Linked DNA regions of Mus musculus: all the other regions are linked to region 1. Evidence: chromatin loops called from intact Hi-C (ENCODE). Cell type or tissue: left cerebral cortex. All regions are shown on one strand. Region 1 holds the start of Necab2 (N-terminal EF-hand calcium binding protein 2). Region 2 holds the start of Meak7 (MTOR associated protein, eak-7 homolog). Region 3 overlaps Mbtps1 (membrane-bound transcription factor peptidase, site 1). Region 4 holds the start of Taf1c (TATA-box binding protein associated factor, RNA polymerase I, C). Region 5 overlaps Wfdc1 (WAP four-disulfide core domain 1). Region 6 holds the start of Slc38a8 (solute carrier family 38, member 8).

The links. A loop is a pair of places that touch in the nucleus more often than their neighbours do. Peaks named below come from ENCODE experiments on the same cell type or tissue, not always from the same donor. Only the 100,000 strongest peaks of a DNase experiment are listed, where the experiment ranks them.
Region 2: a loop joins it to region 1, with 7 times the contacts of the local background. A loop is called at or near these places in 7 of 42 quality-filtered maps.
Region 3: a loop joins it to region 1, with 2.8 times the contacts of the local background. A loop is called at or near these places in 5 of 42 quality-filtered maps.
Region 4: a loop joins it to region 1, with 5 times the contacts of the local background. A loop is called at or near these places in 26 of 42 quality-filtered maps.
Region 5: a loop joins it to region 1, with 12 times the contacts of the local background. A loop is called at or near these places in 19 of 42 quality-filtered maps.
Region 6: a loop joins it to region 1, with 3 times the contacts of the local background. A loop is called at or near these places in 29 of 42 quality-filtered maps.

What each region holds. Positions count from the first base shown.
Region 1 is chr8:119,444,034-119,449,033 of GRCm38, reverse strand. Osgin1 (oxidative stress induced growth inhibitor 1) reads right to left here. Exons shown (of 6, transcript NM_027950.2): 6 at 2,778-4,077. The coding sequence ends at 3,129. It overlaps Necab2 (N-terminal EF-hand calcium binding protein 2), which reads right to left and starts at 2,315. Exons shown (of 13, transcript NM_054095.2): 1 at 1,770-2,315. The coding sequence starts at 1,979. In left cerebral cortex, a CTCF peak has its summit at 2,386 (motif pointing left); a DNase peak (open chromatin) is centred at 2,414; H3K4me3 peaks cover 1,495 bases; H3K27ac peaks cover 351 bases.
Region 2 is chr8:119,776,826-119,781,825 of GRCm38, reverse strand. It overlaps Meak7 (MTOR associated protein, eak-7 homolog), which reads left to right and starts at 3,410. Exons shown (of 8, transcript NM_028883.2): 1 at 3,410-3,466. In left cerebral cortex, CTCF peaks have their summits at 2,069 and 2,285 (motif pointing right); DNase peaks (open chromatin) are centred at 2,309, 3,337 and 3,845; H3K4me3 peaks cover 1,539 bases; H3K27ac peaks cover 1,513 bases.
Region 3 is chr8:119,518,060-119,523,059 of GRCm38, reverse strand. It overlaps Mbtps1 (membrane-bound transcription factor peptidase, site 1), which reads left to right. Exons shown (of 23, transcript NM_001167910.1): 15 at 466-581; 16 at 1,149-1,305; 17 at 1,938-2,062; 18 at 2,711-2,788; 19 at 4,781-4,921. Among named protein-coding and RNA genes, the nearest start is that of Slc38a8, 19 kb to the right of the region's middle. In left cerebral cortex, a CTCF peak has its summit at 2,753 (motif pointing right); no DNase peak of the experiment used is centred here.
Region 4 is chr8:119,602,394-119,607,393 of GRCm38, reverse strand. It overlaps Taf1c (TATA-box binding protein associated factor, RNA polymerase I, C), which reads left to right and starts at 2,188. Exons shown (of 15, transcript NM_021441.3): 1 at 2,188-2,259; 2 at 3,016-3,154; 3 at 3,929-4,013; 4 at 4,147-4,244; 5 at 4,315-4,404; 6 at 4,490-4,563. The coding sequence starts at 3,017. It also overlaps the pseudogene Rps13-ps4. In left cerebral cortex, CTCF peaks have their summits at 934 (motif pointing right) and 2,101 (motif pointing right); DNase peaks (open chromatin) are centred at 929 and 2,145; H3K4me3 peaks cover 1,394 bases; H3K27ac peaks cover 548 bases.
Region 5 is chr8:119,674,464-119,679,463 of GRCm38, reverse strand. Wfdc1 (WAP four-disulfide core domain 1) reads right to left here. Exons shown (of 7, transcript NM_023395.2): 2 at 7-196. Among named protein-coding and RNA genes, the nearest start is that of Gm32352, 6.0 kb to the right of the region's middle. In left cerebral cortex, CTCF peaks have their summits at 691 (motif pointing right), 2,664 and 2,873 (motif pointing right); DNase peaks (open chromatin) are centred at 861 and 2,868.
Region 6 is chr8:119,499,716-119,504,715 of GRCm38, reverse strand. It overlaps Slc38a8 (solute carrier family 38, member 8), which reads left to right and starts at 3,018. Exons shown (of 11, transcript NM_001009950.1): 1 at 3,018-3,192; 2 at 3,525-3,715; 3 at 4,857-5,000. The coding sequence starts at 3,527. In left cerebral cortex, no CTCF peak of the experiment used is centred here; no DNase peak of the experiment used is centred here.

The DNA.
Region 1 (5,000 bases):
CCGTGAGTCAAAAGACAGATGGCTCTGCTTACCTGCAGCCCACAGAAACAGGGCAAGGGAGCTGTGCGCTCTCTGGGTACCCCTTGGCCCTCAAGAAACCAAGGTGTCGAAATGACTAGGTTGATGTGGCCCCATATGACATCAGGTAAATTGGCTCCCGGAGCCAGCATGAGTGACACTTTCCTTCTACTCTGTATCCCACCTCACAGGGGAGGAAAGAGGCTCAGACAGCACACAGCGCCAAGTGTCGAGGGCAAGGGGCTGAACAGGGCTTCCCTGAAAGAGGGCAAGTAGCCACCTCTACTCTGGACTCTGGATCCTCCTGCCCTGTGTGTGCACATCTCTGTGTGTGCACATCTGTGTGTACAGGCATCTCTTGCTTGTTCCCAGAGGCACTAGAACACCCATTTCCAAAGCCCTCCTGCTCAGACACACCCACAGGTTCTGAGATCTAGCAAGGGAAGCCAAGTGGGGAATAGGGTTTCCAGTCCCCTGACACTTGTAGGGGTATGTGGCACCCACTGGCATGCGTGGGCGCGCGCGTGCGTGTGCACACACACACACACACACACACACACACATGAACTCATGAACACACTCAAAAATACCCCGATTCTCTCAGAACCCCATAACATGTACAGGCACCCCCCCCAGGACCAGTCCCATCCCCCAGAAGCCCCTCCACGGACCACCAACTCTTTCCTGCCTATATGCCACCCCACTCTGCAGGGCTGGGGTGGGGAGAGCGGTGTGGTGCATGAGGCACGAGGTGGGATGAGGAGTGAGTCTGGGGTCCAAGAGTGAGGACAGGAAGACAGTGAAGGAGGACAGTTGCTCAGGGTGGAGCTGGGGGGGGGGGTGAGGACGCCTAGGTCCAGGCAATGATTCTGATTCTATGGAAAGAGAGGAGCTGGGGAAGGGGCTTCACTCGCAAAGCGGCACAGCACGGGGGCTCATCTACATCCGCAGAGAAGAGAACAGTGGTGGTTCCGGGCTGTGTGTGGGGAAGTGCAGGGAAGAATCCAGGATAGAGAGGAGGGGGCTAGCAGTGCCCAGTTCTTGTCCCTATCGTAGGGACTCAAGTGATGGTTTGGTTAGGACCTGAAGAGGGGAATAGCGGCCAGACTTACAGCAGTTCTCGGGGACTGGGCTATCGGATGCGGGGATGCGGGAATGTGAAGGAGGAGATGTAGAGGGTCGTGCGGTTCCAGTGGGGACCGGTGCCCCAGCCACGATGGAAGGGGAGTAGCGTGGGTCCGTGCTATGTAATTAGTGGAAGCGGGAACGTGGAGGGGGGCGACTGAGGAGAGGGTCCTCGGTGGGTGCGGACCCAAGCCTCAGCCGCGATGGGGTGGTGGGAGGGCTCGCTCTGGAGATCCCCACGCGGAGGAGGGTCCCAGGCTATGAGATATGGGGATGCAAGGAAGCGGAAGAAGAGGATGGAAGTGAGGGTAATACGGTCCGGGTGGAGTTGGGGTCTTGGACGGGGGTGTCCCTGCGGGAAGAAGAGGTCCCAGCTATGGGATGTGGAGATGAGATAAAGTGGAGGGAGGAATGGAGAGGATCTTGAGGTCTGGGTTGGGGGACAGGCGTCTCAGCGGCAGTGAGAGTTGGGGCTTGCGCTCGGGGTCCCCGCGCCAAGGAGGGTCTCAGCAATAGGATGCGGGGATGCGGGAACAGGCAGGGAGCGAATGGTGGAGAGGGTCCTTAGGTCCCGGGTGTGGACTGGCACCCAGCCGCGCTGGGCGGAGGGTCCCGCGCGTACTCACGTCCAGGATGACGGCTGTGCCCCCTCGCGATGCGGCGGGCCCGGGGCCGGGGTCCGCGGAGGGGATGTCGGGGACGAGCGGTGCACGGGGTTCCCCCATCCTGGCGCCCACCCAGCGCAGCAGCCCGCCCAGCGCGCGGCCCTGCGGCGGCGGCTCCCGGAGCAGCCTGTGCGCGCCGGCCCTGCACAGGCGCGCCGCCCGCTCGCACATCTCGCCCGCCGACCCCCGCCCGGCCGCGCCCCCGCGCGCCCCCTGCCCGCGCCCGCCCGCCCGCGCACGCCGCTCCCGCCGCCGGCCCCGCGGCCCGGACACCGCGGGGACCGCCAGTGCCGGGGGTGGGGGGGCTACCCGGACCCCGAGCCACGTGCTCCGCGCCCGCCACCCCCACCCCGCCGGCCAAGAGCGGAGGCAGGGGACTGCCCGCGGGGACGCGGGGCCCAGCGACCGGACCCTGGCACGGCCCCCGAGGGGGATGGCTTCGTTCACGCAGAACTTAGGGCGGGTGTGGAGGAGGGTGGGGGCCCCGGGATTGTGCCCCCGTCCCCGCCAGGGTCTCGCTGACCCCCGGTCCCCTCCCCCCTTGGTACTGGTGTCCGGTGAGCCCCGAGCGCCCTCTGCCGGATGATTCTCCCCGAGTCCCTTCCTCCCCTCCTCCACCCGCGGGCGCTAGTTGCCCAGAAGGTAGAGCAAGACGCAGACTTGTGCAAGTGACTCAGACTCAAGACACCTGAATAGGGGTCCCGGGACTGGACACCAGCCTGCTCAAAGGCCCTGAGGCGGGAGGTGAGACTCAAATGGGCAGACCAGGGGACAGAGTGGACAGGGCTGCATCAGGCTTCTGGAAGCCTCATTCCTGACCCAGACTCCATAGAGTCTAGCCCTGTGCCTATGGATGCTCCACTCTGGGGCCCTATCGCTTGTTCTCCTGGAGCTGCGGGCTTTACCCAGGGGCCCAGTGCGCGGTCTATTTGCCTAGCCACTTCCCAAGCACAGACTCCTCAGGCACAGTGGAGGCACAGCTGGTTTTATTACAGATCTGATGGTGAAAAGTTGGGCCTGGGGCCCTCCAAGTTGGACACTCAGCTGGCCCTGTGACTCCAGCACACACTGACAGTTTCAAGGGGGCCCCCTGGTCTATGGCTACTGCTCCCACCTGGGGCCTCATCTCGCCTGAGGGTAGGGCAGCCTGTGTTCCCCATGCCTCTGGGGCAGATAGTCCATCCACATGGCTCAAGTCTTCCCCTTCTGCTGGGGAGACTGGTTCCCAAATGGGAAATCTTTAGATGGGCTCACGTCCCGCTGGGCTGTGATAAGCCCTCTTCCTCTTCAGGGCCTGGGTGTCAGGGTGCCAGGCTAATGTTAAGGTGGCTTCCTGGTCTCCTTCTTCAGCAGGGAGCTGGCAGCAGCCAGGGCCCCGCCCTGGACAAATCTCACAAAGTTGTCCCCAGCCAACGGCCCCAGGGCATACAGGCCCTCCTGGTGAGTGCTCTCATGGGTGAAGGGGTCCACGTCAATGGGGTTCCTCTTGGGACTCAGTGGCTGATCTGGGTCTATGACCAAGTCAGCACCTGCCCTGGGGAGGTAGGAGAGGTCGGGGTGGGAGCCAATGAGGACCAGCACCATGGAGACCCCAAAGAGCTGCTGGCCCCCCTGTGGGTCCTGGAACACTGCTTGGTGGTCCTCTTTGAAGAGCAGTGGCTGGTGCTCAGGGAGGCTGCGGTAGCCCTCATAGGGGCTAGGAGACAAGATGGACTGATCGCGCATCATCTGCTGCACTTTGTGGTACTCAGGGTATAGCATCTTGGGCAGCTGGTTGAATACCAGGCCGGGGTCATGCACGGACCGGCGGAAAGCATGGATCACCTGGATGTTGTAGTGACGGGCAAAGAGGACAGCATCGGCTGCAGATAGCCCTGCTCCCACAATCAGCACCGGGTCTGAGGTTGGGTTCACAGTGCCTGCCCGAAGGGCTGCCTCCAGGGCTGACAGGTCGTGGTGGACAAAGGGCAGGGTCTCTCCTGGGATGCCTAGCATGGCTGGGCTGTCAAAGGTGCCTGTGGCCAGGACCACATTACGGGCCCGCAGTGAGAAGGGCTGGTGGCCGTGGTCCTTGGTAGTCAAGTAGCCATTCACTTGGAAGAGGGGACTGGATGCCTGGACCTCGGGACTGCCATGCTCGGACTTAGCCCACTCCACGGCAGTGACCACGGCACCAGACACAAAGTTGTGACTTAGGCCTTTCTTGATCACGTAGTCCCGGTAGTAGTGGGCGATGTCACCGGCTGTGGCTCTGCTGTTGCGGAGACCTCTAAAGAGGAAGCAGACGTGGAGGGGCTGGGTATCAGAGACAGGCATGGTAGTAGGCACTGGCCAGTGTGACGGCATGCCCTGCTGAGGGGAGGCTTGGGTGTCTCCCATGTAAAGCAGAACTAACAAGGGTACCATCCAAAGCCTGAAACCCCCTGTGCCTCAGTTTCCCTATGTGTGAGTGTATTGGCAACATCCCATGAGGGTCTTGGGAGATCGTACAGTGTTGGGTACAAGCCAAGCACCTAGACTGGAACTTGACCATGGGGTGACATGTCTGGGCTGGCCACATCATTACCCTCAATGGGCAATAACAGTCTGAAAGCTGGTGACTACCTGCACTCGGGAGACTGAGGCAGGAGGACCACCAGTTTAAGGCCAGCCTCGAATGCTAAGACCCTGCGTCAAAAACTAAAAACAAACAAAACAACAATAACAAAAAACTCAGCAGATCTAAGGAAATGTTGTAATAGCTCACATCTATGAAGCTGACAATGAGGTTGAGGGCTCTACAGCCAGAGCTAAGCGCAGGGCTGTCCTGGAGGAGAGGGAGGGAGGAACAGAGGGAGTGGGCGCTGGATAGCGGCCTCAGAACCTGCCCACAAGTGACCTGCAGGTACTCCTCAGAGGCACTCAGGGCTCCCCTACTCTTTCCTGTGTGGGTCACACCCTCACCCCGCCCCCACCCTTCCCTTCCCGCGTGGTGAGAACTGAACCCAGGGCCTTGCTCTTGCTTGGCAAGTGCTCCGCCACTGAGCTAAATCCCGAACCCTGTGAACCACGTTCTGATTGAAGTGTGGACTTAAAATTACCCCCTCCCCCAGGGTTGGAGAGAAGAGCACTGACTGCTCTTCCAGAGGTCCTGAGTTCAAATCCCAGCAACCACGTGGTGGCTCATAATCATCTGTGATGGGATTGGATGCC
Region 2 (5,000 bases), 330 kb before region 1:
GCTGCTAGCAGAAGACTGGCTTCCAGGCAGCTAGGATGAGGGTCTTAAAGCCCATGCCCACAGTGACACACACACTCCAGCAAGGCCACATCCACTCCAACAAGGCCACACCCACTCCAAGGCCACTCCTCCTCCAGCAAGGCCACACCCCCTCCAGCAAGGCCACACCCACTCCAAACAAGGCCACACCTCCCAATAGTGCCACTCCTAGGGCTGAGCATATGCAAACACTCACACTCCTGGACTCAGTCCCATCCACAGAGGTCGTTGGCTATGGGAGGTGACATGCATATAGGAGCTAGGGATTAAGGCAGAGCCATCTTTGAGAGCATGCAACTTTGCTCTGTCTGAGCCTGGCCCAGGTCTCCCTCTGCCTCTGACCTCATGGTCTGCTTTGGTCCCCTCCTGCTGGCCTTATGCTCCCAGATTCCACATGGCTGGTGGCTTCCCATTGAAGCCAATGGGCTCTCACTATTTGGCTCCTACTGCAAAGGTCCCTTCATGGACTAACTCTAGGCAGCAGGCGTGCCTGTCTCACTTTGAGCAGTTGGTCACATCCTGATGGCTAGGTGCTGGCACCTGCTGAGGGGACAGAGGCAGGGCTGACAGGTGCCTTTATGGGAAATAGATAAGAAAGTACAGCCAGACCAAACAGTCACAGAGGTAATGGAGACGCAGAAGACAGCTCAGGGGTCACGGAATGGGAAGGTCTGACTGAGGCAGTGTGAGACTGTTTGGCTCAAGGGGGGAGCTGGGCAAGGAAAGGCTGAGGAGTTCCAGGCAGTAGCTGAGGCTGACTGTCATGAAGGGAGGAGGGCAGCCCTGGCTGACATTAGAAATTTGATAGCAGGTGAGTTTGAAAAAAAGGGGGAGGGGCATCTTATGAACCTCAGAAGGAAGCCTTGAGAGTCTTTCAGGGAGGGTTGTCATGGTGACAGTTTTGTTAGGGTGGCTCTGGCCACTAGACACAGAGTTAGGATGGCAGCCGGCCAGGCAGGGTGGTCCAGTGGGCAGAGCAGTAAGACATATGCAGGCAGCGGCCAGGAATGAGGGTGCAGGGAAAGAGACCTCTCCCTACAGTTTTCACACCTGGCTCTGATACCTTGAGTTGTGATCCTTGTCCTACGTAGCAGAATTCTCCTGCCAGGGCTCTGCCCAGCAGAAAGATGTCCGTGCTGGGTTACCTGCTTCAGAGTGGGAGAATCCCAGGACTGAGCCATTCTCAGATGCCTTTCTCAGAGGTTCCTGACACTTCGAGTGAGTCCCCTACTCACCGCGGGGAGATCTCACAGGACCTCTAGAAGCAAGGCTGAACAACGCCTGTCATCCCAGCACCCGGGAGGTGGTGGCAGGACTTAAAGTTTGGAGACACCTCATCTCAGAACAACAGCAAACACTGAAAAACCACAGGGTCAGGCTCAGTGGGTAAAATAGCTTGCCACCAAGTCTGATGACATGAGTTCAATCCCAGGCACCCACAAGGTGGAAGGAGAGATTCAACTCCCACGAGCTGTCCTCTGACATACATGCTGTGGCATATGATGTGACAGTAGCTACGAGCTCCAAAAATCCAAACCCACAGAGCATTCCCTTCTCTGGAAATGACTGCCAACCCACCATGTCATGTTACAATGGAAAGAGCCCTCAGTTTGGCACCAGGACTGCCTCTGTCCCAGCTGTGTGTTCCTGGGAAAATCACTTAACCGCTCTGAACCCTAACTCAGCATAGGGCCCTGGCTTCCCATTATGAAAGGCCTGGAAAGGTGGTTGAGCCGTGACAGGGAAAGTAGCATGCTTGGATGAACTCTCAACCCTAGACATCCAATTGGATCTTTATAACCTAACTGGTTTCTTGCTAGAAGCCCCTGAACCTCAGCTCCTCTCCATGTCACTCGCCCAACCTGCAGCATATATCCACAGCCACACCTCCGTCCTACCCTCTCCCCTTAGTTTATACATGCCAGGTGGGAACTGAATGAAGGAGTAGGCACTAAGGGGAGGAAAGGAGCCTGACACATTTTCATATGTCACAGACTGGTGACCCATGATGCCCTGGAGGACTCAAAGGCTGTCCTGGCTGCCTCAGCCTCACTCCTCCATGATGGCCCTTGTAGCCCAACTTCAGCTCGAGGCTCTGCCCACTGACTGGTCGTTTTCCTAGGGGCTCATAGGAGGGTGGTGGTGGGGGATCAAGTCAATTCAAGGTGTCTTGGTGTTAAGATGGCCGTGGAATGTTGGGAACAAACGCTAGGTGGAGCTTGGCTGAGCGAAAGGCAGATGGCTTCTGGTGGACATGTGACTTCAATCCACTAGGGGGAGCTAGCTGCCCGTTTTCTTTTGCTGTCTCTCTTCTACTCGCCTTTTCAAAACTTCCACTCTCTGTATCCCAGGCTGGCCTGGAACTCACTGTGTAGACCAGGCTGGCCACAAACTTGCAGCAATGCCCCTGTCTAAGCCTCTTGAAGTGCTGAGATTACAGGTGTATGCCACTACACTCAGCCGGGCTGGTGTCACAATAATTAAATAATAATACTAATAATACTAATAATAATGTGTGGTGTTTTGCTTTATGTGCACCGTGTGTGCAATGTCTCTGGAGGCCAGAAGAGGGCGTCGGATCCCCTGGAACTGGAGTTACAAGCAGGCCTGAGCTGAAGTGTGGGTTCACCTGTGTCCTCTGTTAGAGCAGCAAGTGTTCTTAAGGACTCTGCCACCTCTCCGGCCTCTGGTGTCATTTTTCCAGCTACAATTTCAGACAGCAGCTTCTGTTACTTTGGGGGGTTGGGAGGAGTTCCTCTGTGCCACTCGGACGGTGGGGTTTGCAGGCAGCGACAGTGGGTTCGTCTCTGCTGAGAATTCTGGGACCTACCTCTGTTGTGTCTGTCTCCGACACCAGAAAAGGCCCGGTAGGGCTGATAGCAAGCTATCCCACTCCTGGGGACAAGACCGGCCGGCATCTGCTTCTGTGTGTCAAGTGCTCTATTGGCTAACGCAATGGACTTCAGGAGGTAAGGAGGTCAGATTTTCCACCCTAGTTCTGGGGGGCGAGTCCCAGCTCAGGCCTTCTGTTCACAGTGCCCCTGTTCCCAGCCTCCCACATTGCTCCCTTCTATCCGCTCCCTGCATTTAAACCCCCTGATCCGCTTCCAGCCCTTCAGCAGCTTCCTAGCACCTCCTAAAGCCCAAGTTCTCCTTCAGCCTTTGCAGAACCTGAGCAACTGTCAACCATCCCCAAGTGTTCCGCTGTTACAGGCTCAGTTCTTCGATCCCAGGCTCCGCCCACTCCCCGTGAACTACAATCCCATTGGTTAAGATCTGACTCGGGCTCCACCTCTCAGTAGCCCTTTTCCAATTGGTGCTCATGACCGTCCGTCAGCGCCGTTGCTAGGGAAAGGGCTGGGCGACCCGGGCAACCTTGCTGCCCAGGACGTACCGGAAGGAGCTCGGTCCCTGTAGACCAAGGCTGGTGAGCCGGAGGGAGGGAGCCCGGGCGAGGCTGGGCATAGCTCAAGGAAGGAAGGAAGACCTTCGGGGTGGCCTGAGCAGCCCCCAAGGAAGCTACTGTCTCAGGCTACTGTCAGAGAAGCAGAGAGTGCCTGGGATGGGGTGAAGCTGGGCTCTGAAGGGATCCGTGGGCCTGCCTTGTTTTCCGAGACGAACCCAATAGAGTTCCTTCAGAGGCAAGCTCAAAACCAATTTAGGGGGAGGCGAGGAAGGTGCCCTGGCCTGCACTCCTGAGGGGGGCTGGGACAGATGGAGGGCTGCCAGCTGCAGACCCAGTAGGCTCCAGGACTTGGACATGGGCTTGGTGTGGCTGTTCTGATGGGGTGTTGACCCCAGGAACCAGACAGTGTGTCACGATCTCTTGGAGGCCCCATGGGAAATTGTCCGAGGCACACTCCAGCCTGCCACCAGGAGCTTGGGGCTGCAAAGAGCTGGCTCGCCACATTCTTCGTGACACAAGGAGCCCTTTTTATTCTCCAGGGTCCATCTGTGTTTGTCTTTGGTTTCTGGAAAGCAGAACCAGGTGGCGATGTTAAACGATTCACCCAAGCTTATTAAAGCACGGCAAGCTAAACTCCTTTTAAGACCATGGGTTAGTGACTTGGTGATGGGACTTCACTGTTGGGGAGAGGGCCCCCTCCCGAAATGGATCACCTGGTTGGGGGGAGGAGGAAGGACGTGTTTAGCTATTAGGGGCAGTAGAGTGTTGAGGATAGACTGTTGCGGAGACTGGAATGTTCAAGGAAGCTCACTGGTGGGTTCAGGAGACTTGGATCTGGTCGGGCAAAGGCTTCCCCTTGATTGTGCCCAGGTGGGAAAGCCCATTGTTATACAAAAACTGTCTGGAATGGCCACCTGTGTATGGATTGAGACTGTAGAGCTCATAGGCCCTGTGTGGAGAATGGTCAGGGCTGTGGGTGACCTTTAAAGGGTCTCTCCACATCCCCCCCACCCCCCCACCCCCGCTTTCTGATAAGAAAAATGGCTTTGATCCTTGGCAAGTGTCTCTTTTGGGTCACAAGGCTGATACTCACTGCTACAAGTGACCTTACAGTCACTGAAAGATGTCTTCACCTAAGAAAGGTGGACATAGTTGCCAGGGGAAAGCTACCCCATGGACCAAGGTGTCCCCATGGAGGACAGAACCTGCCCCTGACACATGCAAGACCTTTCTCCGGGAAGCTGACAGATTGCTGGCCCCATGACAGAGCTTGCAGCCTAAAGGGAGAGCATGGGCCCCCCCGAGAATCATTCTTGCTGCAGCTGTGTGGAGACAGGCGGCCTTCCAGCTGTAGCGGCTGGGCTGGTACAGGGTGAAGAGCCATATTCTCAAGGTCTCTCCCCAGTCCTCCCTGAGCTGTGGGCTCCAAACCTGCCCTTCCCCTCCCCCTGCCTTCCTCACAGAGCAGCCAAGCTCTGGCTCTGTCCTGGCATCTGGTCCTGTCCTGTACTGCCCCTGGCTTGTTTACCATTCAAGGCTTGGTGTTTAGCATTTA
Region 3 (5,000 bases), 74 kb before region 1:
GAGTTAAGATTTTCCTGAAAGGCAGGTGGTGTGGAAATAGGGGAAACTGACAGCCAGCAGGCAAGGCCATGGCCCTGCACAGGAGCCTGTCAGGTGGGCGTTGCAAGGAGATGGGCTCTAAGTTTTTTTGCCAGGCACTTAGACAGTTGACCTGGCTGTGCAGAGGAAGAGTGAACATGTTTCGGAAGGAAAGCAAGACAGGGCGACGGGCAATCGTGTGTGTCAGTCATCTCTGCAGCCCCATAGTGCTTGTCACGTGCAGGTGGCTCCTGTTAAGTACTGCTCAGGACTCTGTGAGCCTTATCCCTGCATCATGTTACCATGGCTCGTGCCGTGCACACAGGTCTCTCTCATCGATGCTTTAGCTTGTCTGACACAGGCGATGCAGCCCTGGAGAGGATCAGCCCTGTGCCCCGTCTTTTCCTGCAGAGTGGTGGTCTGAACCGTGTGCTTGTTGCTTTTCAGGAATGGCGACCACGTCCACACCAACTTCAGGGACATGTACCAGCATCTGCGCAGCATGGGCTACTTCGTGGAGGTGCTCGGCGCCCCATTCACATGTTTTGACGCCACACAGTATGGTGAGCAGCAGCCCTGCTGGCCAGGTCTTGAGTGTTCCCGTGATGACCACTGATAGGCCAGTAACGGCAGCGTGGAGTCCCCGTGTCAAAGCGGAGGTGCAGAGCAAGGCTCCCATGGTGTTCATACTCACTAGTGGTCGGAATGCTCAGCTGACTATAGAGCTGATTGTGGGCAGAGATTGGGGGGGGGGGTGTGCGCACGCACGTTTATGGATCCTGAGTGAAATCAGGTTTGGTAGAAGGAACTATATGCTAAGCTATCTTGCTGGCCCAACCGTTTTTGTTTTGTTTTGTTTTTAAAAAATACTGTGTGTGTGTATATATATATATATATATATATATATACTACTTTTTTCCAAAGTAAATGCAAAATATTATATTGAGCAAATATAAAAGCCAAAGACACAGTTAGCTGGTCCTTGTGGCTTGCTTACCTCCTTCTGTAGTGGTGCAGGCTGGCACCAGCCAGACTCCTAGAGGCAGGACACTGGTGAGAGATGGCACTGTGGAATTGTTTTCTGCCACTTAGGAGTGACAGTTATCAGAGTGTGGCATTGCTTCCCTCAGGCACTTTGCTGCTGGTGGACAGTGAGGAAGAGTACTTCCCTGAGGAGATTGCTAAGCTGAGGAGGGATGTGGACAATGGCCTTTCCCTCGTCATCTTCAGTGACTGGTACAACACTTCTGTTATGAGAAAAGTGAAGTTTTATGATGAAAACACCAGGTACGCTTGCATAGCAGTATGGTGTCACAGCTCCCCAGCAGGCTATTGTGTGACTGTCCTAGCTTGGGTTTGTCTTTCTAGATCGTGGAGAAAGCTCTTTTCTCCGTACAAGAAGCTCCTGGTAGAGAGACAGGTTTCTAGACTCAGTGCTCACTAAGGGGTCAGTGTCCTCCCTTCCTGAGCACAGACACCTGTTCTTCACTCTCTGTCGCATGCTGTTCTGTCCTGTGTCCTTCATACCAAACATAAGAAAGTTCATGTGCACCTAAGACCTGTGGCGCTGGGTGCTGGAGTGCCGCTGTAAATGTCGTCTTATGTTGTGGATTTCCTTTAGCGTATTTGCCTCCTTTCTCACTTCTGCTTCACTGGTCCGCCTAGATCCAGACTAGGCCTGTCTGGACTGCATGCCAGTGAAATGCCAGTTTTCATTTCATAAAAGAAAAGTTCAGTGTGTCTGTGTGTAGAGGCAGACAGTTGGCTGGAGTAGTAAGCTTACATATTTCTCAAACCAAACGGCTTGTTTAAGTTGACACTTTTATATGTATGTGTGGACTGGATTTTGTCAAGGAAAGAGGAAAAGTATGTGAGGATTTTAATTCTTGCCTTCTCTGTGCCTTCTGCCACTTTTATAGGCAGTGGTGGATGCCAGACACCGGAGGAGCGAACATCCCAGCTCTGAATGAGCTGCTGTCTGTGTGGAACATGGGGTTCAGTGACGGCCTATATGAAGGGGAGTTTGTCCTGGCAAACCATGACAGTAAGGTTTTATGTCTGTGTGTAGAGGCATACAAGTGGCAAAAGGATGAGGGTGTGGGCTACATGCTTAAGTCTAGGTTTCAGAGAGATGGGATTCAAAAGTTAGCTGCAGTGCAGAAAGACCTACAGTGATTTTAAATAGCACACTAGGGACCGGGGCTGTACCTCTGTAGTTACCTGTCTTGCATGTGCAAGAACTTAGCTTCAGTTCGCATCACTGTAGAAAAATGAACTGGACATGTGACTCAGTTGATAAAGTATTTACTTAGCATGCACAAAGCCCTGAGTTCCATCCTTAGCACAACATAAACTGACCATATAATCCTAGCACTCGGGAGGCAAAGCCTGACAGGTGTTTGACGCCACTCTGGGATATATAATGAAACTCTTTTCAACAAACAAAAAAAGTTTATTTATGTACTTTAAATTTTTTCTTCAGAAACCGCATGCTACTAGCACTTTTCCCTTGAAGTTTGAAAGGATTACTTGTAGTTGATATGTAACAGGCAATAGCAGTTTGTCTCTTCAGGTTAAAGACTGTCCAAACGTGAGTGAGTGGTGTAGACCCTGTGTGAGATGCATGTTGGGTCAGTGAGGCAGGTGTTGGACGTCTCCACCCCTTAATGCTGAGCACCTGTCTGTCTTCCAGTGTACTATGCGTCGGGGTGCAGCATCGCCAAGTTTCCAGAAGATGGCGTCGTGATCACACAGACTTTCAAGGACCAAGGTAAAGGAAGGGTGCTGCTGCTCACAGGCCTGGTGCCCTTCCCCTCCCTCTCCAGCTCCCCATATGCCCTACCTGCTGTACTTTCTCCTAAGTGTGGCTTTAGCAGTGTCTGCTATGTTCCCAGTGTGTATTTTGTGGCATTAGGAGTGCCATTAGCAGTATGGGCCTTCCCTTCCATCCTCTCTGGTTCCTGGTAAAACTCACTGCAGTATTATTTGTATAGTACTGACTGTGGCATGGATTCTGGGGGAATCCCAAATGAGCAAGACGAATTCTTGCTGAAAATTTGAATATAAGTGTATAGTCTACCCAAAGAGGGGGAGTTCTCCAGGATGGGGCTCAAAATGGTCTTAGTCACAGTCAAAGGGTTCTTCTGTGCTAGGCATACTGCTGTGGCATAGTCTCAATGATTTTGAGAGTTCTTAGCCTGATGAAAATTCAAAGAGTAAGACACCATCTTCCCTTTCAAGAGGCATTTCTGATTGTCTGTATTTACCCACAGCAAACATCCCTCAAGCCAGGCCAGGCCCCAGTATAGGCTGAGAAGGTGAACTCACCATAAATAGTCCACTTAGTCCCCAGACCTGCTGAGTTGGGAGAAGCGGGAACAAACTATACAGCCTCTGGTTTTTAAAGTTATGTGCAGGGCAGTGGGACTGGACCACAGGAAGCTCTTCCTGTGACTGTCACTCCAGAGCTGGGATTCTGAGCTGTCAGCCATATCTCATATCTCTGCTAAGTTCTAAGAGACTAACAAGATAGCCTGTGGTGACCATGTGCTGGTGGGACCATTTCCTCCTGAAAACCGATGGCCTGGCTTCAGAGCGACCAGCCACACCACCATCAATCAAGATGGTTATTTTTCTGTAACTGAGAGACACTTTTACAAAACAATTGAAAATGTGACAGTAGATTTCTCAGTGTAACTGTGTGAGGCCTCTTCAAGCACATGGCAATTTTATCTTCTCAGCTCCTGGCCCCCCTCACTGTAAATTAGTCCTTTCTAAATGCTGTTATCTCAGGCTTGCCACTTCCAGGGCTAAGAGCCATGGCCTCCTAGCTTGCTTGTTGCCCCCTGCAGTTCAGTAATTTGGAGAAGGGGGTAGCAAAAGCAGAGTTAATAATGCATACTTTATCTTGTGTGTCGTGCCATCTAAACGTTGACTGCTTGACGTAAACCTGGACGTCTTTGGATGTGAGGTGGGACACTGTGGGGCTTGTTACGCTAGAGCAGAAAAGACCTCACTTTCAAAGCTCAGCGAGGCTTGTCGTGCTAACTCTCCAGACAGCTGGGACAGGAGAACACAAGCTTGATGCCTGCCTGTGTGAGAGACAGGCAGGACAGGGGTGGGGCTGCAGTTCAGTGGCAGTGTGCTTAGCTAGTCCTAGGTTCAAGCCCCACTATCACCAAACAGAACAAGATAGAGAGAAAAGATAACCAAGTATCAAAACTCTTGTCTAGCTGTGGGGCTACTGCCGTGTTAACTCTCCTGTTCCACAGAGAGGTTAGGCATTTCAGAGCTGATGTGCAGGCACACTCCTGGATTCTCAGGCTGTATGGCCCCTCGTGCTAAGGCACCTTAGCTTAAACAGTGTGACTCCGCTGTTAGCACTGCCCAGGGCACTAATACCTTTTTACATCTCGATTCATCGAGCATTTCAAGGTGTGCTGTCTGCTTGGCACTTTAGGGGTTCTATTGCTAATGCCTGTGCTTACATCTTATATCTAAATGGCATGTGGATGGGCACACATTTTAAAAGTTAACTACGCTTGTCCTACTCCTGTAAATACAGTTTTGTGAGAGTTGGATTTTGTTAAAATGGAAATTAGTAATGCTGAAAATACTGCTTCCCTGTTCTAAGGATTTGTACAGTTCTGATTGACTGTTGTATTTTGCTAGTCTTAGGCAGGTCAGTTTCCAGTTAAGTGGCAACTAGAAAATCAGTAATTTCCTCATGAGAACTCAGTGCTCTTCTCATTGTTTACTGCAGGATTGGAGGTCTTAAAACAAGAGACAGCAGTTGTGGAAAATGTTCCCATTTTGGGGCTTTATCAGATTCCATCTGAAGGTGGAGGCCGGATCGTGCTGTATGGAGACTCCAACTGCTTGGATGACAGTCACAGACAGAAGGGTAAGAAAAGAACACATAGGAGGACTGCGACTGTAGCTCAGTGGCACAGCAGTTTGCCTCAGACATGCGAGGCCCTGAG
Region 4 (5,000 bases), 160 kb before region 1:
GTGTAGCTCTGGCTGTCCCTGAACTCATTCTGTAGACCAGACTAGCCTCAAACTGGAAGATCCAGCTGCCTCTGTTTCCCAAGTATTGGGACTAAAGGCTTGTACCACCACACCCCACACAAATTGATCCTTTAAAGCAGTGTTTCTCATTTATGTGGGCTATGGGTCAGCAGTGTTACCCCAGACCCACTAAATTAGACACTCAGCCCGGCAAACTGTTTTTTATTTTGTTTTTGTTTTTGTGTTTTGAGACAGAGTTTCTCTGTGTAACAGCCCTGGCTGTCCTGGAACTTGCTCTGTAGACCAGGCTGGCCTCAAACTCACAGAGATCTGCCTGTTTCTGTGTCTCTTGAGGGTGGGATTAAAGATGTGTGTTACCACACCCAACTGCTCAGCAAACTGCTTTAACATACCTCTAGGTAGCCCCTGATGTACCTTGATATCAAGATACAGGGATAATGGTGCATTTCTAGCTAGACAGTGGTGCTAAAGCCATAAGCAGGGAATTCCTGTATTACCCAGCAATGGGAAAGAGGTTGACTCAAACACAGCCCTCATCTTACAGAGAAGGCAGCTGACAGTCAGACATGGGGGTACACACCTTTAATCCCATTATCAGGAGGCAGAGACAGGTAGATCTCTGAGTTTGAAACCAACTTGCTTTACAGAGCAAACTCCAGGACAACCAGGGCTACACATAGAGAAACCCTGTCTCAAAAAAAAAAATCAATAAAATAATAATAGTAATAAAGTTATGCATGAGCCAAATAGACACCAACGAGCATGCCCCCATATGATGGCTAGTTTTGGTGGTCAACTGAATATTTGAAATTAACTGGGACCCAAACTGCTGGGCACACTTGTGAGGAAGTTTAAAAAAAATTATTTATTTATTTATTATATGCAAGTACACTGTAGCTGTCTTCAGAGGCACCAGTAGAGGGCATCAAACCCCATTACAGATGGTTGTGAGCCACCATGTGGTTGCTGGAATTTGAACTCAGGACTTTGGGAAGAGCTGTCAGTGCTCTTAACCGCTGAGCCATCTCTCCAGCCCTGTGAGGGATTTTCTTAATCAGATTATTTGAAGGAGGAAGAGCCATCCTAAATCACCTTCTGGTGGCAGCCCAGATAAAAGAAATGGAAAAAGAAACCATGATTTGTGCCTGCTGGACCTCACCCTCACCGGCAAAACCATTTATTTTATGGCATTGCTGAAGTTTTCCTTTCAGTATTCAAATCAATTTCTTTAGGATTCCAACAGAGACTGAAGCTCGGCGGCTCTTTAGGAATGGCCCAGGACTACAGCACCAGATCAGAACTGCTGAGACAACCAGCCTCGTGGACGGAACAGTACCAAATTCTCCTTGCCATTTCTGTCATAAGACAGCTATTATTGAACTACGCAGATCACAGCCTGTAAGCCGGTCTAATAAAATCTCCTCTATTCCATACTCATTCAATCAGTTCTGTTCCTTTAGAGATCCCTTAATAAACTCAGGAACACAGATTTTTCTCCCTGAATAACTTGCTCCACCATGAAGACCGATTTATGAAGTTCTGATAATTACAGGACAAAGGAAAGTCAAACCCAAAGAAGTCGTCAAACACATTGGCGGGAATGTCATGTAGGTAGGTTGCAGTGACGCAGGAGAATCTGTTCCTTGTCTCGATTCTATCTGAAGATATTCTTAGCCTCCAGGCGATGGAAAGCAAGTGGTCAGCAGAGCCACGCGTCCTAAGTTTTACGCGATAGTGTCAGGACCAAGGCAACTTACAGGCAGAGCCCAGGACTCGCTGCATGCGAGCGAGTTTGAACAGATCCCCCAAAACTCGCAGGTGCACACACAAGGAATATTAGCTTGAGAATGACAAGCTAATATTCCCTCCTGGCCCCTGTTAAAGCCACACATGCACCCAGAGGTGTCTATGAAGCGGATTCTAGGACTTGTGGGTAATAAATACAGTGCGTGGCTCATCGGAGGTGCTCACTTGTTCGTTGAGAGGATCAATTCAAGCTTCTCAACACTTTTGTGAAATAGGATGGAAATTTCATAGCTTAGGCGCCACGACCATGCATATTGGCCCTCAGCTCTGCAGGTGGCGCTGGAGGACTCGGTTAGATGATCTGGGGGCGGGACTTCCTGTTTCTCGGGCGAACTTCCGGCCTGATCCGGAAAACAGTTTAGTCTGCTCCAACAGTTGTGGGTGGCGGCGTTGAGGTTCGGCACTCTGGCTCCTTTGCGGCCCCGGGGTCAGGTGAGGCTGTTGCGGGAATGCTGAGAGCACGTGGCAGACCACGTGGCTATAGAGACTGGTCGATTACAGCGCTGAGGCTCGTCCTAGATGCTGGCCACGAGGGAGGGCGGTCCGGGAACACTTGTGGTTACTACACACCGGTTTTCAGTTCAGACTCTAAATTCAGCGCCTTCACGTCTTGTCCAGCGGGTACTAGTGCTCTGCTGGTGCTCTTATTGCGGATGTTAGATTTAATTTTTACTAAAAATGAGGGCTGACTTGACAGTTACTGCTTCTAAAGAGTTCCTGCATTTATTCAGCCCACGGGCATTTTCGGAGAAGCCTGTGTTTGGCAGTGGGGAAGCAGGAATAGTACGCAGCCCATGTCCACAGAGGGGTGGAAGAAAGTCAGCCTGCTACTGTCATGCGCAGCGCGTTGATGAACGCTCAGCCTTCATCGGCATCACTTGGTCCTCCACACTCTCCCCTTTGTATATTCTGTGGTTGCTTATCTCTTTGGCACTTTACCTGCCACGAGGCCTTTTGCGATCACTTTCTCCCCAGCCCCTCTTCCAAGGTGTGAGCAGAGATATCTGTCTGGCTGCCCTCAAGAGAGTGAGCAGTCCTTGGGCAGCCCTGCTGACGCGCTGGCATTAGGCATAGTCTGGTCTTTATCTGCTACCTTGTAGTGGTCTCCCCTACTGTGTTCTGAGAACCCTGGTGCACTGTTGAGACTCCTAATGAAGGCGTGTGTAACGTTAGATACATTCTCTCCAGGATGGACTTCCCTGGCACCCTGCGCCCTTCATTGTTTAAGGCCGGTCCACTTGGCATGACTGATGGCCCTGACCTGTCCTTCATGTGCAGCTGGAGAGATGCACTGACCCTGCCAGGGTCCCAGCCACAGAACTGCAAGGTGAGGATGGAAATAGGGTCCTTTCCTTGGTCTGTTCCTCCTCCTTGCTCACTTATTGGGAAAAGAGGTCTAGGCAGCTGCTACTTGAGCTGCGCACCGGTTGCCCTGCTGTCCAGACAGTGTCTCTCAACAGAGGCTGTGGCTCCTCTTTCCTCGCTCCCTCTCCCTGGGTTCAGCAGGTGTTTATGTGTTGGGGTCCTTACAGGCCCAGGAGCCCAGCATGAGGAAGTCAGGCAACCCCACCTAAGGGACTTCCAGTTATGGTGAGAGACTGTACACCAACGGGCAGACCTTTTATAGTGTGGCCTTGACTTGCCTGAATTAGTGGAATGCCAGGGGCAGGATTTCTGCTCTTGGGAGGTCCATCTCTAGCAGCCTTGTATTGAGTACATTGAGGAGAGCATGTCAAAGAGAGGGTGTTGGGGGAGGGGAGTTCTTGGTCCTTGGGACAAGGGTGCCCACTGAATGGCAGGACTCAGAGGAGATAGCTGAGGAAGTTGGAGCTCATTGGGTTGTGGGTAGGCAGTCATGACTTAGGCGCTTCCTTTGAAAGCTGCTGTGAATGAAGTTTAGAATTCAGTTCAGACTCTGGAGTCGGTTGCCTGGGTTCAAGTCCATGCCTGTTTGTTGCTTCTGTCACCTAGGGCGGCAGCCTCATGCTTCAGGGTTCCTCATTAGCGAAGTGACCACCTTTTCACATTTGTCCCGAGGACTGAGTTAGTTAATTGGCAGGGATTGCACACCTGTCATGTTATTGCTGCCCCGTTTCCCTAGGATCCGACCTTGTCCTTTGCCAAGAACCTACTGTGGGAGCCATCGACGCCAGGACCCCTCCCCCTCCTGATGCCTCCTGATCCTGGTAAGAGTCTCTCTCCTTTTGGGCCCCCTCCAAGGACCTCAGCCATCACACGCACAAGGGGAACCTCAGACCTCCAGGGGTATCCTGTCCCCATTCCTTCTCAGGTTCTTCTCTGATCTCCTTCTCCCCTTAGATCCCTGGGACCCTGGTGTGACAGCTCAGGACTTCCTTTTCCGGGGAGGTCACTGCTACCAGTACCAGTCTCAGGCTGTGCTGGATGTCACTGAGCAGGTAAGTGTCCCTGGGTGAGACTGGTTCTCAGCGCCTGTGCTATGCTGACTCACACAGCTGTTCCCTCCAGCTCAGCCGCTTCCTGTGGGACCATGGGGACATAGCCTTCGCACCCCTGGGGAGACTCATGCTGGAGAACTTCAGATTGGAGGGGAACCGGGTAAGGAGCCGCCACCACCGGGTGGATGGTCAGCCGCCTCCCTGGTGAGACCCAAGGGTACCAACCTGACAGCCCTTCCCTGCAGGGCTACTCGAAAAAGATGACTATAGTCAGCGCGAAGAAGCTGCTTCAGGACCTCGGCGGACACCAACCCTGGGGGCAAGTAGCCAATGAGAGAGCAGCCATGGACTGGCCTGCCGTGAGATGTGGAAGGACCTGGGACACTGACCAGGTTTTCGTCATAGTGGCTTTTCCAGCCCCACACAGTCCTGAGCCATGAGTTCACAAAATCCCCGGCAGCGTAAGGGAAAAGCAGATTGGTCATTGGTAAACCTTAGGCGTGGGCTGCCAGACCTCCACCATCATGGGTCGCATGCACGCTCCCGGGAAGGGCCTGTCCCAGTCGGCGCTGCCCTACCGCCGTAGCGTCCCCACGTGGCTGAAGTTGACGTCTGACGACGTGAAGGAAAAGATTTACAAATTGCCCAAGAAAGGCCTGACTCCCTCCCAGATAGGTGTAATCCTGAGGGACTCACACGGGGTGGCCCAGGTCCGTTTTGTGACTGGAAATAAAATCTTGAGAATCCTCAAGTCCA
Region 5 (5,000 bases), 230 kb before region 1:
GCTTACCTGGCGGAGGTGGCACCGCCTCCAGGCAGGCATAGGCACAGCCATTGTAGCAGCAGCGCCTGTGTCGTGGGCACTCAGAGTCAGCCTGGCAGCGTGTGGCCTGACAGGCACCCGGGGGCAGTGTCCTTGGCGGTGGTGGGCAGCGGTCTGCATGGGGCTGCCGGGAGCCTGTCGCTGCAACCTCTTCAGCCTGTGGAACATAGTGAAAGGGCGTTGACCTAGGCTTTCAGCCTGAGCCTCCTCCCTGGGAAAACAGTTATCTAGGCAAAGAGTGGGGAAGGTCTGGGTTTGACTTGCTCTTTCTCTGCGAGTCCTCAAAGAGATGGCTTCAAGAGGGAGGGAGAGAGGAAGGGAGGGAGGGAGGGAGGGAGGGAGGGAGGGAGGGAGGGAGGGAGGAGCGAGCTATAGAAGGAAGGCAGTTTTGGAGTGTGTGCCTGGACAGCAGTCTGCATGCAAAGTATGACCCGCTATGAGACAGCTCTCATCTGTCTTCATATATCTGCATATACATGTATATACATGTAAACAAACATGCAGATACATGTACGTGTACATTTCTATAGGAACATAGTTTTGTTTATGGTACATCCATGTATCGGGATCTCTGAGAATTCATACATCATACACAAGAGAACGTGTTTACACCATCTTGGATACATCTCACAAGTAGAACACTTGATGGCCAGAAGGTGGCGCTGTTCAGGGAGGGTGGCGGAAACTTTAGGGGGGAGGGTGTTGTTGGAGGGAGTACGTCATGGGCCCACCTATGCCTGTGAAGGAGATACTCGGTCCCTTCCTGTCCCCAGCGTCCTCACTGACATGACGTAAGCAACCTTGTCCGACTTCACATTCCCACTGCCAGGATGTTCTGCCTTGCCAAGGCCCATGGCCACGGAGCCAGCCAACTATGGACTGAACCCTCGGACACTGTCATGTTTCCTTCAAGTGATGTGGCAAACACCAGACTGACAGAGCTGGTGTACTGGGCACGTATATATCTGACTTGACATAAAATATAGTAACCTGAAGAGAGGAAACCTTGGTTAAGGGAATGCCTCCACCAGATCGGGCTGTGCTGTGGGCCAGCTCCGTAGAGTGTTTTCTTAACTAGTGATTGATGGAAGAGGGCCCCGCCCAATGTGGGCGGTGCCATCCCTGCACTGGAGGTCCTGGATTCTAAGAGTAAAGCAATCCTGTAAGCAGCACCCCTCCGTGGCCTCTGCAGCAGCTCCTGCCTCCAGGTTCCTGCCCTCGCTGTTTTGGATGATGAACCGTTCCTTGTATGGAACTGTGTGCAAAATAAACCCTTTCCTCTCCAAGTGGCTTTGGTCACGGTATTTCATCGCAGCAGTAGTGACCTTAACTAAGACAGCTGGTGGGGGACTGCAGAGATGGCTCAGCGTTTAAGAGAACCTGCTGCTCTTCCAGAGGTGCTGAGTTCAATTCCCAGCAGCTACACGGTGGCTCACAACCATCTGGAATGGGATTTGATGCCCTCTTCTGGTGTGTCTGAAGACAGCGACAGTGTACTCACATATATAAAATTAATTAATTAATTTTAAAAAAGAAGAAAATTAAAAAAAAAAAAAGATGGATTCGAGGGTAAAGGTGCTGGCTGCCTAGCCTATGATTAGTTTGACCCACACGGTAGACAGAGATCCTGACACAGTTCCTCTCATCTCCACATGTGTGTGTGTGTTATTACGCCCAAAAGTAAATGTTTTTTAAAAATCTGACTATCTACCTGCAAGGAGTGACACGGAGCTGGAGAGATGGCCCAGGGGTTAAGAGCACAGTTCCCAGCATCCTCCTGGCAGCTCACAGCCATCTGTAACTCTAGTTCCAAAGGATATGAGTCCATCTTTTCACCTCTGTGAGTGCCAGCATGTGCAGATATACAAGCAAGATACCCATGCACGTGCATGCACGCACAAACACACACACATATATGTATATGTGTGTGTGTATATACATATATATATATATATTGCACGCCTTTAATCCCAGCACTCAGGAGGCTTGCTGGCAGATCTGTGAGTTCAAGGCCAGCCTGGTTTACAGAGTGAGTTCTGGGACAGCCAAAGCTACACAGAGAAATCCTGTCTCATAACACAAACACACACACACACACACACACACACAGTGACTTAGGCAGTCAGGTCTTGACTATGTATATACATATTAATCAGAACATACGTGTTTAGTGTATGTGTGTATGTGCATCATGTTTGGGGAGGGATGAAGATGGGAAGGCCATGTGTCAAGATAGCAACACTGCTCCACACTTGGAAATAGATTTATGATCTTTCCCAGTTCATTTTTATATACAGGGTTTCATGCATCCCGCCGGCCTTGAACTTGCTGTGGCGTTAGGAATAATCTTGAGCTCATGGTCCTCTCTCACCTCCCAGGTGCTTCCTTCCTAGCTGAAATCACAACTGGACTTCCCTGAGGCTTGTGATGGCCAAGCAAGCTGTTCAAAACGGCTCTGGCTGAGACAGTGCTTGCTGGAGCCAGAACTGTGCTCCGGCAGCAAGCAGCTGTGGACGCTGTGCACCTTCATCATGGGATCTGTGGAATGTTCAAAGCAGCTGAGCTGCATGAGAGAGGTTTAGCCCTGGGGAGGGTCTAACAAGACCTGGGGGTGGTACAAAGACCCTGGTGCCAAACATCTTAGCTTATTTAAAGAAAAAGGGGGGGTTGTTAGCATCAGACGTCCATAGTCAACATTAACGGTGCTTTAGCTGTTTGGGCGAGCTCTGCTTCACTCTGGCCCATCCACAGTCTACTGAGCTGTCTCCTCCAGAATGCTTGAGTAGGAGCCAGCTCTGCCCTGTAGCCATGCACTACTGCTGATGTCCTGCAGAGGGCGTCTGGTCACAGGGAATAAGTCCCGCTCAGGCTTTTTCAGAGTTGTTATCAGAGCAGTCAGTAGCTTTCTGTTTCCTGTCCAAGAGCTGGGGTGCAGGTGTAGTTGGAAGGCTCTCGCCTCCAGCCCGCTTCACCCAGAGAACCTGTCTCTTCTTGCTTGCACAGATTGCTCGTTCAATTTGTGAAAAGTAGGGGGCTCCGTTAGGAAAGAGCTTGCCTTGAACCTGAGTTCAAGTCCCAGTACCCTTAAAAAAAAAAAGTCCAGCCCCATTGAGAAGTGCTTATGTTCCTGGTACTGGGGAGGCAGAGACAAGCCTGCCTCGCTTACTTTGTGAGTTCCCTGTCTCAAAAGACAAGGTGAACAGAGCCCCAGGCATACCCGAGCTTGTCCTCCGGCGTCCATACATACGCCCACACCTGCACCCACACTTGCACTTTGCATGCACTTATAAACAACTCTGTCCCCACCAGGCACCCATACATCTATTCTCACACGCATACACACACCCACCCCCCCATCTATGTATAGTCTATCCATAAACATACAAACATACATACATACATACATACATGCATACATACATGCATTTCTCCCAGAAACACATAACGGGAATAAAGAAATGAACGATAAGAGGAAGAAGATATTGCTAAGTAACTCTTGGTGGATACAGAGAGGAAGGCCCGAGGTTAGCACTCCCCTCAGAGACTCGAGGGAGACCTGTGCGGGGCTTCTGACCCCCTTAGTCTTCAGTCTTTAGCATCCTAATGTTGTTTCCCACATCCATATGCTGTCCCCAGTTGCTTGGAAACTGCTAGCATGGGACGTCACCCCTCACACTCTGCTCCACATTCAGCATCTAGGGGATTAAGTGAACTGTGTCTTGTTCAGCCTCAGCAGCCCTAATCCTGATCCACCGTGACAGCCATGCCAGGCCCCCTTCAGAGGGTGACTGAGAGCCACCGGGTAGGGTCAGGCTTTCTCCACAGTAGGCTCCATGGGCAGACACCGTGGTGCCCAGGGGTCAGCAGGACCCTCCTCTCTGACCTCTCTGGCCCTCCTGTCCCATCAGTTGGTCACGGACAGCCCTAGTGAGGCAGGGTCTGTGGAGAAATCAGTTGTAGATGGGCCACTGCTGTCCCGTGGGAACGCAAGGCTGTTTCTCAGGATGGAGACAGCAGATAGGCACCTTAGACCCCTTCTTGACAAGAAATCGTTACTGGTGACTGGGATCTCAGGGGCCCCGGTTAAAGGGTTTTGAAGAGCACTCTGTGTCCTGCAAAAGGACGCTTAGAAACACTCTCAACAAAGGGTGCTTCCTGAGATCTGAGAAACTCAAAGAAACACAGGGTGTACCCTGCAGCCCTTCCCAGCTCAGGTTAAAAGGCTTGGCAGCCCCAAGGGCCAGGCTAGGACTGGCTCCCTCAGCCCCTCCCCCTCCCTTCTCCCCTCCTGTCTTCCTTGTGCACCTACCCTCATGCCCTTGTTGTCCCCTGCCAGCCATCTACCACCTGCCTAGCTGGTCACTTGTGTACTCTCTACCCACACACAGTGCCCCATCCAGCCTTTTCCCTGATAGATGTACATGTGCATGTGTGTGCACATGTGTGTCTGTGTGTGCATGCATCTGTGTATGTATATGTGGGCCTGTATCTGCCTATATGTCTGTGTGTATGTTTGTGTGTCTATCTGTTTCTGTGTGACCCCACACTCTATAGACAAGACAGGGCCAGCCCATATTCCAGAGCCACCGTATTCCAGAGGCTGCCATGATGCCACCGATATCTATGACACACATCAGCCCTGCCCTTCACCCAGGCTGTCCCCTCCACTTGATGCTTTGCATATCCTTGGTACTTGAACCAAGGAGCAAAGTCTACCTTTAAGCAGACTCAAGAGAGACAGGTCAAGGCAGAGTTGAGATTAAGGGCTCAGGTTTAAGAATCAGACCAGTATAGGGTTGAACCTTGGGTCAGTGGGATTGATTCTATAGGGAAATTTGAACCTCTGTCTTCTTCCCCTGCAAACAGCCATAGTTGCTGTGGTTATGGTAAAGCCTTGCGGGTGGGGTGCCCATGCCAGGACCCACAGTGCTCCACTCCAGTCAGTACTGATCACTGCTGCC
Region 6 (5,000 bases), 56 kb before region 1:
CACAAAACCACCCGTATGCCCTGGGTAGGACACCAAGGGCTTGTTGAACCATGAGCTTATTGGAGTTTGTTACGGGAACATGGGTGACTCCAAGACTCCCACCCCAGCATGGTTGTTGAACCCCAAAGTTGCCCCAGTCAACCCTTTGCCCACTCTCTGCCCCTGCAGGAAGAAGCGAGTGCTAGCATCTCAGATAAGGGTCATATGGCCCCATCTAAGTGGATTTCAGCAGGCCTGACCTTCGTGAGGGGCTCCTGCTGTGGTCACATGACTACTCCAGGCCACTTCTCCATTTCAAGAGTCTTATCTGCAGACCCCTCCGGCCCTGTGCAGTCGCATCACAAAGACTGCAGGTTAGGATGGAGCCATTTGTGTGCCCTCATCAGCCAGCCACACTGGTTTTTAGATTTCCTAAAATGTCACGGGTTTACCAAAGGATCCCTGTGAGCTGCCACTTAAAGCCTAAGGGACCTGCCATGGATACTGAGCCCTAGTTCTGTGGCACCAGCATTCACTGGGTCGCCTCTGCAGGCTGTGGGGCCCCAGGAAGCCCCACTCCTCAGCATGGTAGCATGCCTCCTTTTCAACCCATCAGGCTTTCATAGATAGCTGTTAGGAGCCCTGTATCAAACCAGTGTAGCCTGGGGTGCTGATGGACTGGCACTGGCAGCTTCTAGAGACTCCCTATGAGGCTGAGGTATAAAAAAATCCGGGGGTGGGGGGTGGGGCTAGGCGATGTCCTGTGACCTGCGCTCTGCTTTCAGCACTGACTACTAACAATGTTGTCTCTCCCTTGCTAGTCATGAATGACTACAATCAGGAGACACTTTTCACAGGTGGTCAAGCCAAAGACCCGGTGCCAATAAGGTGGACACGCCCACAAGCTACTCACATGATCCAGAACTTTCCAAGCATCAGTGAGAGTCCCCATCATATACTTGGTGGGGGAGCCCCTGATGGGACAGGTGTACAGCCAGCAGAATGAAGGAGGGTGGCATGAAGGCATGGGTGCTGCAGACCAAGTGCCCTGCGTGTGAGCCACCACCTGCAGGATCCCCAGGGCGCCTGCCTTCTCCTCCCTGTGCTGTGGGCCCGGCTGCAATGGGCTGAGCAGAGAGAGGGTGGCCTCCCACCCTTCCCTAGCTACAGATGGAGCCCGGCAGGGTGCCCCCCTCCACAGCTTGGGAAAGGTCACACCTCTCTGGGAGGGCAGCAGGGGGTGGATATCAAAGCCCCAAAGAATTAAGAGATCATGGAATTTTACAGCCCGGTGGCCAATTTCTAAGTCATGCACACTAATGGGCGGCTAATGAGGGACCCTGGGCAGGGACTGGGGAGTACCCTGAGCCCCTGAGCCTGATTAAGGAGTACAAAGCTTTAGCCACTAACTGGCCAAGCACTTTTCATCTTTTTCCTTGGGAGCCCATTAGTGCCGGCAGAGGTGGGGCGTTGGGGCGTTGAGCCTCCTGGCTCCTGGAAGGTGTGCACAGGGTCACCTCAGTGCTATTGTGTGTGGCCCGTCCCTCTCCCTGCCCTACTTCCCACTCCTCCTCCTGTAGCATCCATCTCTACCTGGCCCAGATTTCATAGCCTCACTCTAGTGAGGAGGACGTGGAGTTGAAAGGCCTTACTCAGCTCAGCAGGGCCAGGGAACACCAGACTCCAGGCCAGTGGGTGAAAACCCATGGGGAGGCCAGAGGAAACATTTCCCCAGACCCTTCTGAAGGGAGGACGGCCCTGTCACAGACTGACCTCAGACCTGGGTCGAGAGAGAGAGAGAGAGAGAGAGAGAGAGAGAGAGAGAGAGAGAGAGAGAGAGATCCCTGATGTTTCAAGTCACCAAGCTTGTGGGATTTAGCTAGGAGCTTTCATAAGGGGGAGACCTGTGAAAGTGGTTTTCCTGTTCTTTCTGGAGTCCACCCCTCCTTCCCTCCCTCCCTTTCTTCCTTCCTTTCTTCACCCTTCCTCCCTCCTTCCTTCCTGCGCTCTCTCTCCTTCGTGCTGCCTCATGTCAGCACAGGGCAGGGGGCCGGTGGGATCACAGTCTTCTCAGGCATCCATGCTGAGGTCCCGTCGGGCGTTTAGCGAGCCCCAGCTGTGGAGTCTCAAGAAGGTCACCAAGCCAGGGTGGAGGTGCTAGAAACGCAGGAGGAAACGGCGCTTTGGGGGTGTCCCTGGCAGGCTGATTGGATGGGGTGGGGCTCTGGGCATGTTTGATAGAAAGCACTTCTCAGCAGGGTCCCTGGGCCAGCAGCAGGAAACACATGAGACAGGCAAGTTCTCGGTCCCCATCCCAGGCCCACCGAGGCAGAAATTCCAGGGATGGACCAGCTACTTGTCTGCAGGAGTCCTCCAGGGGATTCCCAAGAAGCGAGTTGAGGTCAGCCTTCTGGCAACAGGCCGATGAAAATGCCAGGTTGATCCTGACATCTTGACCTCTAGCACAGGGGTTTGACTTCTGCCAACTTGGCAGCCACACTGCTTCAGAGAGCATCCAGGTTTCTACACAGTGTGGCTCCTGCCTGGAGCTTGTTAACAATCAAGAACCTTGGGCTTCCCCAATGGGCAGGCAATCAGCCCACCTTTCAACAAGGTCCCAGGCACAGCTGAGGCATGGGGTTGGTTTGAGGAGCCCCCACCACTGGCCCTGTGAGAGGCAGGGAGTGAGAGGACCCACCAGGGGTCCTTCCACAGATGGGCTTCAGAGACACATACTGCCAACCAGTGACAGCCAATAATGATAGTTGACTTAGCCTTCTTCCATGACCCTCCCCAAGACCAGGGGCTCTGAACAAACTGACCCCGGGGTCTGCGGTGGGTGGGGTCGGTTTCTGAGGGCCTAGATTGATTCCAGCTGAGCTCTGCCCACCGAGCAGCTGAGAAAGCCACACCCCAAGGAGGGGCTTTTGCCGATCACAGGAATAAAGACATCCTGATCAGGTCAAACCCCTCCCCCCCCCCCCCAAATTGCAAGCTCTTGGGACTTCTCTGTCTTTGTCCCTCAGACTTGGATATTAAACCCAACAAATGCCCTTAGGGCCCCCTAATGAAAGTCTCAGGAGCCCAGACCTGTGGAGGAAGACTCTACCTCCACCTGCCTCTCATGACTGCAACAGTGTGGCCGAAGCACTAAGAGGAAGCCTAAATTTGAATCTGCTGGCCCAGGGCCTGTGGGACACCTTACTGGGTTTGGTAAGGATTAGGGCTCAGGGCACTGTGGGAGCTGAATTTGGAAGCACAGTTGTGGGTGGGAGAGCTGGGGAGAAACTCTCCACCAGGAGAGGAAGCCAGGGCTTCAGATGGAAATGGGAAGGAGAAATAAGGTCGTGGGTGAGAGGGAGGACAGGAGAGAGACGTGTGATGAGCATGGCTGGCTTTGGAAGAGGAGAAGAAATGCAAGAGGATGGGGGTAGGGGGGGGTGAGGAGTACCATTGTTGGCCTGTCTCATGCTGATCTTGAGACTTTGAGTTTAAAGGCTCAGAAAGGAAGGTCCGATGCTAGCCCTCCTTCTCTGCTGCCCCAGCCATGGAAGGGCAGCCCAGAGGGAGCAGAGGCCCTCTGGAGAAGCCCCTCCCTGCTGCCACCCATCCCACTCTGTCCTCACTGGGCGCCGTGTTCATCCTCTTGAAGTCCGCTCTGGGCGCCGGCCTGCTCAACTTCCCCTGGGCCTTCTACAAGGCAGGAGGCATGCTGCCCACCTTCCTGGTGGCCCTGGTGAGTCACAGAGGTGTCGGGGCGGGGGCAGGGCGGGGGGGGGGGCAGGTGGGAGATGGCTCTGGCTCTCCCTGGTAGGATCCTTATCCTTGCTTCTGCAGAGCTGGCTGTCCTGTGTGTGCTAGCGTAAGATCTTATTCCTGAGCCTCATTACCTGGGAGGTATGTCCCACTTTAAGTGGGTTACGTGCAAGAACTGTCTACCAGTCTCCACGGGCTTTTAGGGATAGGATGAGAGCCATCATGCATGCCCTGAAGGATTACCAGGAAAAAGAGCCACAAGCTGTAGGTGCACACGGTTGTACCTCCTGATACAGGACCAGGGCAGTATTAGATGTGGAACTTCCAGGGGTGGGGTGGGACTGTGTTCCAAGGGGCTCGTCTTGGGACAGATGTCCTGAGGCAGCAGAGGCCCTTCTACGTTTAGTCCTTGAGGGAGGAGTGTATAGGATACTGAGCTCTTAACAGTGGGCCCCCAACGCATCCTGGGAAATTAGCAATTCCCTGTGGGCCACTCATGTACCCTGGCTGCCAAGAGTGTCTGGGCAAGGCAGACAGGAAAGAGAGCACAGGGGCCTGTTTGTGGGATCTGGGGTGAATTGTGGGTTCGGGGCAGTAGTCTAACTCAATGTATGTGTGAAAATTGTTCATAATAAATGATGGAGAGAGCCCTGGAAGACCCAATAAAGAGCCCCACCCCCACAAACCACCAACCCCGCCCTTCTCAGAGACAACTCACCCAGAGCCTGCAACTGAGTGCACCAGACCCCAGCACCCATGAGAGGTAGGTAAGTGTGTAGGTGGGCCTGTCACCATTGCATAGGCCAAACAGCAGGGTTTCACACCACACAGGCTGGCCTGAGGTTCTGAGCCAGATGTTCTTGTTCTGCCCCCACATGCCTAGCTTTGCCTCTCAAGAGAACAGGAGAGCATTTCAACTCTCTGGCTTTGTGAAATTTCTTCTGTCCCATGGGGCAGAGCTGTCAGGTTCCCTAACTCAGAACAGCTGGTGGCGCCTTCCTCCGCTGAAGCTCTTGGGCAGAGCTCAGCCACAGCCCTTTGCAGAACCTTCATGGAGGGCACTCTTGGGCCACTGGCCTGAGTTACTCCTCTGATGTGCAGGCCCATGGTTCCCTCTGCAGGTATCTTTGGTCTTCCTGATCAGCGGCCTGGTCATCCTGGGCTACGCAGCATCTGTCAGTGGCCAGACCACCTACCAGGGTGTGGTCCGGGAGCTATGTGGCCCCGCCATGGGGAAGCTGTGTGAGATCTGCTTCCTGACCAAC